Regions from separate parts of the Homo sapiens genome. Here region 2 is linked to region 1. Evidence: chromatin contacts called from ENCODE Hi-C or POLR2A ChIA-PET data. All regions are on one chromosome and are shown on one strand. Each heading gives the region's core, a stretch centred on a gene start or an enhancer-like site at or near the end of the contact. The rest is flanking DNA. Distances are from core to core; before and after follow the strand shown. Region 1 overlaps SV2C (synaptic vesicle glycoprotein 2C). Region 2 overlaps SV2C (synaptic vesicle glycoprotein 2C).

The links. A loop is a pair of places that touch in the nucleus more often than their neighbours do. ChIA-PET counts read pairs that join two places held with the same protein, here RNA polymerase II (POLR2A). Pooled maps may share reads with other maps.
Region 2: a pooled map shows a loop between it and region 1 (2.2-fold over the local background). The contact joins two enhancer-like sites. A Hi-C loop is called at or near these places in 1 of 168 maps with a recorded cell type or tissue (naive thymus-derived CD4-positive, alpha-beta T cell) and 10 of 50 pooled maps. POLR2A ChIA-PET finds 5 or more read pairs at or near these places in 8 of 52 experiments (A673, B cell, CD4-positive, alpha-beta T cell and 5 more).

The regions. Positions count from the first base shown.
Region 1 is chr5:76,327,438-76,333,618 of GRCh38, reverse strand. It overlaps SV2C (synaptic vesicle glycoprotein 2C), which reads right to left. Exons shown (of 13, transcript NM_014979.4): 13 at 1-6,181. Among named protein-coding and RNA genes, the nearest start is that of SV2C-AS2, 19 kb to the right of the region's middle. Within about 2 kb of position 2,343, at least 4 of the 41 ENCODE cell types and tissues checked have a DNase peak (open chromatin) inside an H3K27ac peak, as active enhancers do.
Region 2 is chr5:76,271,080-76,277,260 of GRCh38, reverse strand. The region is part of intron 4 of SV2C (synaptic vesicle glycoprotein 2C); the gene reads right to left. Among named protein-coding and RNA genes, the nearest start is that of SV2C-AS2, 37 kb to the left of the region's middle. RefSeq lists an enhancer at 5,860-6,181. Within about 2 kb of position 3,625, at least 3 of the 41 ENCODE cell types and tissues checked have a DNase peak (open chromatin) inside an H3K27ac peak, as active enhancers do.

The sequences.
Region 1 (6,181 bases), core at 1,094-3,593:
ACATGCAGCACACGTATATACAGTACAATAGGGGTAACTGGAACATTCATAGCAGGAGATCTTACACAGCATTAAAAACAGGAAGAATAAAAAAGGAAAACAAAGCCAAACAATCCAAACACCAAAACCGACAGGACCATTGCCAAGATCTCATTAAAATAGACAGTGGATAGTACGTTTAGCATATGTTCAAAATGGAAGTTCACCTGAAAGAGAAAACTCTTCTATCATGTTATTTAGTGTATCTAGATAGTAACAAAAGACATATGATCTGTTCAATATGTTCCTGGATCAGGATGAGGATACATAACTGCATGGATGCTAAGAAAGTGTATATTAAAAAAGACATTTCTTTTTTCTTCTGACTGACATAGGACATAGATTCAGTAAAGCAAATATATAACAATAGCAGCGGAGATGAAGTTAGGCCAATTTGTCAAGTTCTATCTAGGTAGGCCTGGTGAATATCAAGGCAAGAAAGGAGTTTCCTTCTTGGATGACTACGTGGGCGCAAGAGGGGAGACACTTTGCAACTTCAAACTAGTTTCATTTTGTTTGCATAGCATGAAATAGCCAATTTTACTGTACATTCTTTCTGAAGGAATGACACCCATAGATAACAGTGGATTCTCTGTACTGGGTCCTATTCTGAGTCAATACAAATGCAGAAAGAAACCCTTTGTGAATCACATGAGGTTGAGCTTGCTAAGTCTTTCCCCTTCCTTGGACTTAGGGGCAATGCTGACCCATAAATCCATGATACTCAATGTGATGTGGCCTGTGTCTATGCAGTGGGAGGCCAAGCATTCTTTAGGGCTTTAGATGGTGGTATGCTGGCAAATGTTTAACAACTGTCTTAGGGGTTAGGAGGAGTCTGATTTGCATGGCTTTGTTGCTTTCCATGGCTTTGTTGCTTTCCATGGTATAAATACCACCACTATAGCTGATCTCAAACTACAAAAATACTGTCACTTGGGAAGGTGTGTGTAGTAGTATACCTGTATACAGTATTTCTACCATACAGACATAATAGGCATACATTACCTCATGGGCACAGATAATGGTAAAATGTAGTAAAATAAGTAGAAAGTGATGAGCTTTGACTATATGTTGCCTTTGCTTTTAGCTATAATTTATCTAATCTTATTTAATTTTTTAGTAATAGCTATGTTTCTCAACTGACTCTCAAAAGTTCTGAAAGTTTAACAATCAGTTCGGATGAACCGGTTCAAAGCTATTCCAGCTCATCACTAGCTTTAGATGACTCCAGCCCCTGTGAGCAGGCTGCCTAGTCACTCCCCAGGCACCACAAAGCTGTTTTGGACTTTGCACCCCTGCTGCTGGGGTAGATTACCCGCTTGAGTTGAAACCCGTCTGAGTCTGAACAAAGGGTTGAAAACTGCTTTCTGCTCCTAGTCCTGGGCACTCTTGGATCTAAGGGGAGCATGAATGCAATAAAGTAGGCAGAGAGTGGACAATCTCAGCAATTTCAGCATTCAGACCTGACTGGAAGGCACCTAGCCTTCAGCACCAAGTGGGGAATCTTCTGCAGACATGGAGAGTACCATCTACCTCCACTAGCCAATGAATCTCAAGAACCCAGGTAGGAACATCCTGGTCTTTCAGGAGTCAAACGCTGAGCTCTCAGACTTCTGCTCTGGAGATGGGCTGCTCTGATTCCATACCAGCTGTGCCCATCCTATCAGGGCACAGGCACTGAAAAGCAATTGGAAATCCAGCCCTGCACAGGGAGCTGTGCCAAAGCCAGCAGCCTTGCGTTCACACTCCCCCTGCACCCATTCCTGTTCTTCACCTTCTCCTCCTCTGTGCCTCCACAACAGGCATGGATGGGCCTTTCATCCCAAGTGCCCCAGGAAAGCTTGGCCTTGCTTTTGTACACTGCTAGAATTAAGAGGTTGTCGACCAGAGGAGGAAAAGAAAAAAAACAAAAGGGAAATAAAGGAAATGAGTGGGCACTGCCCTGAGGAGGTAAGAAGAGAACTGGTGGGCAAAAATGGCAATGGGGCTCTCAGAGGAGGGTAGAGGGTCACTGACAACTACCCTCTTTCTGCTCTGCCCCCCTGCAGGCCCTAGAACCCCAAACATCCTTTGCAACTTCAAGACACTTGCAACAACACGCACCAGTTTTAAACTGAAACCCAAAATACCCCTGCTACTGGCTGTCAGAACCTGTTTTCTGGATGGCTTATCTGCTGAGGGTAGCGAGGAGGGAAGCTGCTTTAGGATGTCTGCAAAGATAATTGACTCACCCACAAATCTTCAAAATCAGAAAGGAAACACCCTGGGAGGCACAGACCAGGGGAGTGGCAGCAGCTGCAGGCTTTGCTGACTTAGCTCTGAAGAGAAAACCCCAACACTATTCGCTGGGGAACAGACCCCCTAGCTCCTGTCTCTGGTTTCACACCATGAAAAGAACACCTCAGAAGAAAGCGGGACTTTAGGCCAGGTGTAGTGGCTCATGCCTGTAATCCCAGCACTTTGGGAGGCCAAGGTGGGTAGATCACTTGAAGTTAGGAGTTGGAGACCAGCCTGGCCAAAATGGTGAAACCTCGTCTCTACTAAAAATACAAAAAATTAGCCGGACATAGTGGCATGCACCTGTAATCCCAGCTACCTGGGAGGCTGAGGCAGGAGAATTGCTTGAACCTGGGAGGCGGAAGTTGCATTGAGCCGAGATTGCACCACTGCACTCCGGCCTAAGTAATAGAGCGAGACTCCGTCCCCCGCCCCCCCGCCCAAAAAAAAAAAAAAAATGCTCTAGAGAGATGGGGCTATCTCTGCTCCTGATTCTTTTCCTTGAATAATATCTTAGTGCAATATCCTGCTGAGATTATTTAAGGGAACAACTTATGTGTGGTTTCATTTTTCTCATTTTCCAAGTACTAGTTAATAGTCTCTCCAACAAAAACCAGGTAATCAAGGAGCTTTCTCCTCTCATCAAAGGTTATCTCAATGACTGAATAGTTCCTGCACTGCCTGCTGAAGGCTATTATTTGTTTTAAATGTGGAAAAATAACACTTTGTATTTATGGGGGGGGGCGCGGAGGGTTCACATGTAATGGGGGTCAGTGTGAGAGTGTCTTCTCTCATTCTGTTTTCCTTGCCCTCATTTAAGTCCTCCATAGGCTTAATTATTGCACACAGCAGTGTCTCAATACGTATCACATGGGAGGTGCTCAATAAGTATTTACTGGATAATCATATGAAATGACAAGAGATCAGTGAAGGCTCGGCTCAGCTCTTCCCCTGCCCAACCATGCTAGCCTTAAGTAAGAGCTGAAACAGACCCATAAACTGTATTCTTGTAACTCAAAATCCTGGGATTACTAAACTGCATTTAGATATTGTTTAAGAAAGACTGAAGGGAGCCCTGGCAATGGCTCTGTGACTGGTTGGTGAGAGACGGGCGACAAGAGGAATGGTCAACATTTAGAGCAAAAGAACATCACACGGAGAACTGTTACGCCATACCTGAAACAATGAAGGGACACACAATACATCCAGAATATACTAACAGGTTTTTTTTTTTTTTTGTCTACATTACAGATAACAAGAGAAGCTTTACTTAAAATACATACTTTGCTGAGCATAAACAAAAACTGTGAGAAACATATAGTCCACTTCAGAGTTTCAGAAGTTGTTGCAATACTGGTGTTTTTAGGCTTAGTAACCAGACTAAGTTTGGCACGATGTGAGGATTAAAGAAAACCTAACATACAGCCGATATGCCCCTTAACACCAATATCCCAGTTGTCTTTCTGTGATACCAGGTGAAGGCCAAATTCAGACATTCCTGGCTCCAGAGCCTTTAGTGCATGAACAGATCAGGTATATTACTGAAGAAATAGGTAAAGGCCATTTTGACATCAAACAGAAAAAAAATTGGAGAATATCATATTCTATCTATTTTGATTGGCAGAGGGAATCAGAAAGTATTCCCCTGGACTGCTTTGGAAATGACCCCAGCATTTAGAAAGTCTCTGCTGTGTCCTAATCTCTTTGCTGGAACCTTATCAGTGGTATCTTGGACTCTCCCTTCTGTCACTACATTTCTTTTCCCACCTCCCCTTTGATCTCTTAAGGTATCTTGAAAGACAACTAAGCAGTTTTTGGTGAAAACCTGAACTCTGATTTGGTGAGATTTGTCTATTTGCCAATATAGGTAAAATCACTGAAAAACTGTTTCTGAAGCCTATGTATAATACTTAAGGCCATGTTTCAAGAAAATAATGGAATAAACAGTCAGGAGAGCTGTAGGGTAATATTGCAATTATAGTCTTCTAACCTAAGCGCGTTTATCTGGCAAGGCGGGGCCCTTTTCTGGCTGGGTGATGGTAACTGTCAAACCTGCAGTGAACAGAGATACTAGTCAGGATGCTGAGATGCTGGCAGGGCAGACAGCATGGGGACTGTGCTTTCTGGCCTATTCCATGCGGGCTTCCCAAACAACTTCCTACACTCTTTTTATGCGTGCCTATTTCCTAATTTTTCAGTTTATAAACTAAACCTATTTAGTGCTTGTAAAAATGAGTTGAGGCCGCCAGTGGCTCACGCCTGTAATCCCAGCATTTTGGGAGGCTGAGGTGGGCCGATCACTTGAGGTCAGGAGTTCGAGACCAGCCTGACCAACACGGTGAAACCCCACCTCTACTAAAAGATACAAAAATTAGCTGGGCGTGGTGGCGCATGCGTGTGGTCCCAGCTACTTGGGAGGCTGAGGTGGGAGAATCACTTGAACCTGGGAGGCGGAGGTTGCAGTGAGCAGAGTTCCCACCACTGCACTCCAGCCTGGGCAACAGAGTGAAACTCCACCTAAAAAAAAAAAAAATGAGTTTAGCATAAGAAGGCAGATAAGATGAAGCTATTTTCATTACTGTCTTCTACAATGCTGGAGAGTGGAGAGCAGACTAGTCCCAATCCTTTATTTTGTGCACGGGGAAAGTGAGAACTAGAGATGTTCAACGACTTACAGTCTCCACAGCAAGATCTGGGTCCCTGTACCGCTTAGTGGTGAAGGTCAGGCTAGGACCCATCTATCGCGTCTCCAAGGTCTGTACTCTGGTGTGAGATGATTCAGGCAGCAGGACTGAATGTGAGTTGGGTGCCTTAAAACCCAATACCTGGGATAGAATGTGGTACATACAGAATTCACAGTTTGAAGCAGTTGTTTGTTTTTCCCTACTGAGAAGATTCTGTGATAATAATGGGACTTGGGAGCATTCTGGATTGATTCCAAAGAGCAACAGGGAAATTTTAGTTAGAAAAGGTGGTAAAAATATAGGAGCAAGTGGACTATTTCCTAGGTTTTCATTTTTGTACAAATTTTCATTTTCCTTCTACTGTAGGCGAAATGAGATGCCAGTTGCGTGTTTAGGTGCCAGTGGCCTGCTACACTGATACAACTGAGAGTTTCTGTTTAATATCCTGGCTGTTTCTTAATCTCCAGCTAAATCTGGAGCAAGCTATACAGGCCACACCACATGCTTTGGAAATGATTTGAGCTCTCTTAGAAAATCAAGGTGATGAACAGTCTCAAGGAGGCAGGGAAGAGTGCACAAAAGGTGGGAGAGGTGGTGACCAAGAAGGTTTGTGACCACAGACTGTCCAGGAGATGAGAAAAGATCCCTCTTAGGCCACCAAGGATGCTTGGATTAGGTAACAAGTAGGCCAAGAACGGTCCTTCTGCAGGGGACACGGATGGCAGGTCTCATGAAGTAAGGTTTTGCTGGTTTATCCTATGCTGACCCAACCCAGTGTTCAAATAAAATTCTGAATAACTGTGCTCTGCAGCTTGGGAGATGTTTTATGCATTTAGACCCCAGAGCAGACATTAGAGATATTTTGAAAAGTAAAGGTAGTCTAGTTAGCAAAGTGAACTATCACAGAGGACTAGAGACAGCGATGCCCATGTACATTTCTATTTTTCTTTTGATGGGTTGATGGAGATGCACTCCTGGCTTTTGCAGTTATTTCTGCACATGCTGCATTCAACTAAAAGACCTGCTCAGGTCCCCAAATGTCTTTTTAAAGAAGACAAATCAGGGAGAGATAGGTGGGAAAATGGGTACATGTGGAAGAAGAAAAACATACAGGGTACTTTCTTGGGTTGTTTGACTGCTGTCTTTGTTCTCCAATAAAATGATAGGAGGCAGAAGTGAGA
Region 2 (6,181 bases), core at 2,376-4,875, 58 kb after region 1:
TTGGGTAAATATGTAGGAGTGGAATGGTCGAGTCACATAATAAGCTCATGTTTAGCTTTACAGCAGACTGCCAAACCATTTTGCACACTGGTTGTGCCATTTTGAATTCCCACCAGTAGTGTATGCAAGCTCTAGCTGCTTCGCATCTTTCCCTTCACTTGTTAGGTTTCTTTTCTTAAATTTTAGCCTTTCTTATAGGTATCTAGTGGTATCTCATCACAATTTTAATTTGTGTTTCCCTAATGCCTAGTGATATCTTCATTTACTTTTTGTTCATTCATTCCTACTTTAGTGCCTATATGTGCCTGTCATAATGCTGTGATATGGAGACTGATTCCCTGATCTCAAGGAAGTTATAATCCATTGAAAAAGGCAGATATGTTAACAGACAAGGCCAGATGTGTTGGCTCACACCTGTAATCCCAACCCTTTGGGAGGCCAAGGCAGCAGGACTGCTTGAGGACAGGATTTTGAGACCAGACTGGGTAACATAGCAAGGCTTCATCTCTAAAAAAAAAAGAAAAGAAAGAAAGGAAGAAAAAAGCTAGTTGTGGTGGTGCATACCTGTGGTCATAGCTACTAGGTGACAGAGTGAGATGCTGTCTCAAAAAAAAAAAAAAAAGAAAAAGAAAAGGCCAGGTACTGTAGCTCATGCCTGTAATTCCAGCACTTTGGGAGGCTGAAGTGGGTGGATCACCTGAGGTCAGGAGTTCGAGACCAGCCTGCACAAAGTGGCAAAACCTCGTCTCTACAAGAAATACAAAAGTTAGCCAGGCACATGCCTGTAGTCCCAGCTGCTTGGGAGGCTGAGGTGGGAGGATCACTTGAGCCCTGAGAGGGAGTCCTGGAAAGGGTGTTGGGTACTCCTCCTGCCTTGTGGCATGTCCCATAGCAGGGGGCAGGGTCAAAGGCTGATGGGTGATAACCTGTGGCTTGAATGAGAGATAGACACCATGAGGGCCTCAAGAAATGACCCTGCAAATGCTTTGTAAAACTATGATACCATTCTCTGGGTTAAACATAGATATAAGAACGAAGGTGTAAAACACTGACAACCATCACTACTCAGCCATCAATTCTCAGGACCTGCTTTTGAGCTCCATTTTAAGTGGCTTAAATTTGAATTTGAGAGCTACACAAAGCCTACACTACAAAATCAGAAAGTGGAGAGACAGCAACGTGGAATAAAGGACAGGAATGGGAAAACAAGCCACAATCAACTGGGAAAGTGGGTTGTTGCTTTTGGATACTTACCTGCAGTTAGTAAAATGGATTCTTTTAAATGAACCTTTTATATTGGCACCACACCTTTTTGTCTTCAAAATATGTCTTGTATGAGTGATGATTCTAATTATCCTTTGGACTTTGTTAAGATACTCAAATGTTAAGACATTCAAATGTCATACCGAGGAATTTATCTACAGATAATATAAGTTCCATGCAAGGAAGGATCTCAATTTTACAGAAAGCAGTTCTAGCACAGCACTAATCAGTGTGGAGCTAATAAAAGTATTATATGTCATGAATAATAATCAAAGCTTTTTACCAGCCTTAAGCTGATGTGCTCTGTGACCGCAGAAAACAGCTGCCTCCCCAGTTGCCTGACTGTCTGAAACCTTTCAAGGTGCCAAGGCAGAGGTATGTGACACACATACAAGGATGCTGGCTTTCATGTTCTTGTCTGGGCTCTGTCCCTGATCCCCTGGGGACTTGACACCTACTTTGCTGATCTATATTTGTTTTGTTTTTGTTTGTGTTCGTTTTTTTTTTTTTTGAGACAGACTTTCGCTCTGTTGCCCAGGCTGGAGTGCAGTGGCACGATCTTGGCTCACTGCAAGCTCTGCCTCCCGGGTTCACGCCATTCTCCTACCTCAGCCTCCCGAGTAGTTGGGACTACAGGCGCCCGCCACCATGCCCAGCTAATTTTTTGTATTTTTAGTAGAGATGGGGTTTCACCGTGTTAGCCAGGATGGTCTTGATCTCTTGACCTCGTGATCTGCCCGCCTCGGCCTCCCAAAGTGCGGGGATTACAGGCGTGAGCCACTGCACCTGGCCTACTGATCTGTATTTGACTGTCGGTTATGTGATATTATTAATGAAATAGTTTTTGGTAGGAATGCAGATTTTAGGTACAAGACACAAACCCAAGGTTCTAAACGAAAACATTAAGTATCATATGTGAGATCAATTTTTAAGCTAAGAAGTAAATCACCTGTATTGATTTGTCTATGGTCTTCTTTACTCACAAGGCACCTGGCCAACTAAAATTTTCTTTAAAAAGGGGCCCAAAATCCATTTTTTCAAGGGCCCAACAAGCTTAGGAAGAGGACAATGATCAGATAAATTTCTGATTTTGTTCCTACAGATATAAAATTTTATCCCCTCAACATGTCACAGGTTTAAAATATAAATACTATGTAATCTGCATGAAACATTAATCCTTGGCTGGAAACTCAGGTTGTCATGCATCTGTGACTCCACCAGATTTAACCAGATGCAGCTGGATGGTTCCTGTTGCTAATACCAGCAGAGATTTTTCATCTCCTTCTCAATTTGTAAAAAGAAAAAAAAAAAAAGAAGGAGAAAAAGGAAAAAAAAGGCCAAGTAGTAGGTGGAGGGGGGCACATGGAGGGGAGATAGTTAAATAAACTATGGTATAGCCTTACAATGGAATATCATATAACTATTGGGAAAGAATGAGGTCGATTTTTCTAAACAGATATATGGAAAATGTCCAAGTGACATTGCTCAGTGAAAAAAGCACTTTTAAATAATAGTGATTTCATTTATATATATACATAAAACATATCAGTTTTTATATATATACATAAAACATATCTAGAAAATGACTAGGAGGAAAACCCACTAAACTATTTAAAGTGGTTACTCAGGGTAGGGAGGAGAAGCTCATGAGGACTTTTACTTTTTGAAAAAATTATAGTCCTCCATTCTGAAGATTTTCACTTGACATTTCTTTAATGTTTGAATTTTCTAGTGTCTTGTATAACTTTTTACCCAAAAAGGAAAAGAGAAAGCTTTTCAAAGAGTTGCAAGCCTTTACATTTTTTGAGACACAGGCCCTGATGGGAGAAGAGAGAGGAGAAAGAATCAAATTATAATTGTGCCACTATTCAATACTTACATATTTTTCTGAACTAAACGAATGTTAATTCTGATTGTGACAAATCTAAACACTGACAATACAGGTCTCACTTATGGATACCAAGGCGAAAGTGCCAGATTCTATCCTGGTATCTCTGGGTGAAAAAGAGAACAATATTCACAGACCTTTAATCTTTTGACCTATAACCGCAGTCATATTCTAATCTTGGACCCTTGGGGCTGTGGCCGTTCCCCTTGAGCTGAAATCCTGTGAACGCTATTGCCAACAGAGATGCACAAAGCAATCACAATAAAAATAATTGGCAGCGATCTGCCTGCAGCACATAATCATGCATTCAGGAAGTGAGAGCCAATTATACATCCCAGGGAGAGAGTCCAGGGGTTAAATTCCAACAAACTCCAATAGTCATCTGTCTTTAAGAGCAGGCCCGAGCAACAAGCCAACCTTTCCTGCGAGTTTTTCTATTTCTGTTTCCAAGCTCTGGTCTTGCCCTTTGGAATGCGCAGAGGAGCAGCCAGCGGTGGAAGGAAGTCACATTATGCCTCTGCTTCCTGAATTTGACTTATGACCCTAACCGTGCTTTCGAAGAAGCACATTTTCTGGTGGCTTTTGAAACTCACAAATTCATGGGCTTATTTTTTTAGGGTCATTTTTTTTTCTGGAATATCTTCTGTGAGTGCCCCAAATATGCAAAGAGTGAATGAGGGGAACTTTTCAGAAAGGGTTCCTGGGGCCAACATGTAAGACTGACTCAAGCATGGTGCTTCCCAAACTCCAGTGAGAGAAATGATGAGTCTGAGAGTTGAAAAAAGCTGACAGCATGAAATGTGCATGTGTATGTGTGTGTGTCTATATTTTAAGCAAAGGTCCTTTGGGATTTTCTTTTGTATATAGATAATAATATAGTATTAATGTTATGATAGTATAGGTCAATCAGCCTGAAGTTAAAAATATATATATGTGTGTATATATATATATATATATATATATCTTTTTTGTAAAAGATTTTTATGCAAATTTATACTAAAAGAGCCTGTAGGATAGTCAAATGTTGACCAAATGCAACTGAAGCTTATATCATAAATGCATGTTAAGTCAGCTCATTAGTCTATAAATAGACATTGTATATATTCATGTTATTATCTTAAAGCACAAATAGGCACACATTAAGTTTCCTTCTCTATTTTACTCACATAAATGTTTATTTAAAGTGAAATGTATACTTTTGTATTTATATATAAACTATTATATTAGCTGATGTCTGTGGATGAATAATAACAAATCAATTATGCTGATTTTATGAACACATACAGTCTTAGGAGACTGAAAAACAAACAAAAGTAAATATTGGCAATTCTTACATTGGGTAGAAAGTTGGAATACTAGCCTCTAAAGCTCATTCCAGAACTAAAGTTCTCTCTGATTCTAAGATCTTGTGTCTCTACCAGATAAGGCCACAAGAAGGTCCTTTCAAGTATAGATCTAAGGCAAGAAACGAAATACTTTCAAAACAAAAAACAAAACAAAACAAAACACCTTCTAAACTGCAGTTAGTCCTGAGACAAGTGTCCAAAAGTTGATAGAGGACTTGCAGCAAAATAGTGGTGCTTATTTCACATATTAGCAACTTAGTCAATCTGCTTTTCAAAGTAGCTGTCCGTAAAAACCCAAAAAGCCCAACAATAGTATTCCAAACAACTGCATGGTTCTCATTCTCTTCCAGATCAAATTTTCTTTTTGCTGTTTGCACATGGCCCCAGGAAGATCTTGCTCATGATCAACAAAAGCTCTCTGTTTATTCCTAGAAGATTTTTGTGATAACAATACAAAAATTCTAGTGGAATCCATTGTTAGGTGAAAGATTTTTCTCCCGGGGGCAAGGGGGAGAGATTACAGAGCGGGCTATAATATTTCCAGCATTAAGACAGCAGAGGTCAGCCCAGGTGCTCTTTGTTGCTGATGCCCAAAGGGCACACTTGTATACCTCTGCTAACTTGTTGACCTCTGTAACCTGTTTCTTTTTCCTAGCCCCATTTCTTGCCTTATAGTCTCTGATCCAGAACAAATCATTTAACACTTGACAATTGAAACAGCTGCTTAGCTCATGACTCAGGCCCAAAATGACCCTTAGAGTTTTGTCATTTTTGTCAAAGAAATTCCATTCTAATGGGTGGGGAAATGCATGCAACTACAATGACTGGGAGCTCTAATTTCTGGTCCTTGTGCCTCAAGCAAGGGGACATCATACTCTCCCTCCAAGTACAGTGGATGAAAATGTGACTCTGGAATTTTTAGAAACATATTTATTATGTTTCCTAATTTTCAAAAAGCTGATTTCTTGGCTTAATTTCACTGTGATAAGAGCACATACGCCGGGCGCGATGGCTCACGCCTGTAATCCCAGCACTTTGGGAGGCTGAGGCGGGCAGATCAGGAGGTCAGGAGTTCGAGACTAGCCTGACCAACATGGCGAAACCCTGTCTCTACTAAAAATACAAAAAAAAAAAAAAAAAAAAAAAAGAACACATGCTTAGTAGTTTTTTTGAAATACACTGGAGCTTGCTTTATAGCACAGTATATAGTCCATTTTTATAAATGCTCCACGTATGCTCCAAAAGATTGTGTACCCTACAGGTATTGGGTGCAGTGTCTACATACATCTATTAGGTCAAGTTTGTTGATTGTGTTGTTCAAATCATCTATACACTCACTGATTTTTTCCTCCTATTTGTCATGTTAAACTCTTTTCGGTTGTTTTTTGTGGGTAGTCCCAATAACATAGCCCATCACGTTACTGAAAATGGAACAATATACCTGTTATAAAATCAAGACACATCTATATTCCTTTGCCAATATACTTCCTGGCACCCTAATATTTGGCAGAGCGTATGTTAAGGAATTGGTGAGCCCCAAACTGTGGGATTGAGGAGGAAGAAACATAGAAAATCATGGTTACTTGAATTACCACTGAAGACACAAAATGGAATCGTTTAATTTTTATTTCTTTTTTTTCCCTTTTGACATTTCTTCTTGCCTGATAATTTCACTTTTAAAAAT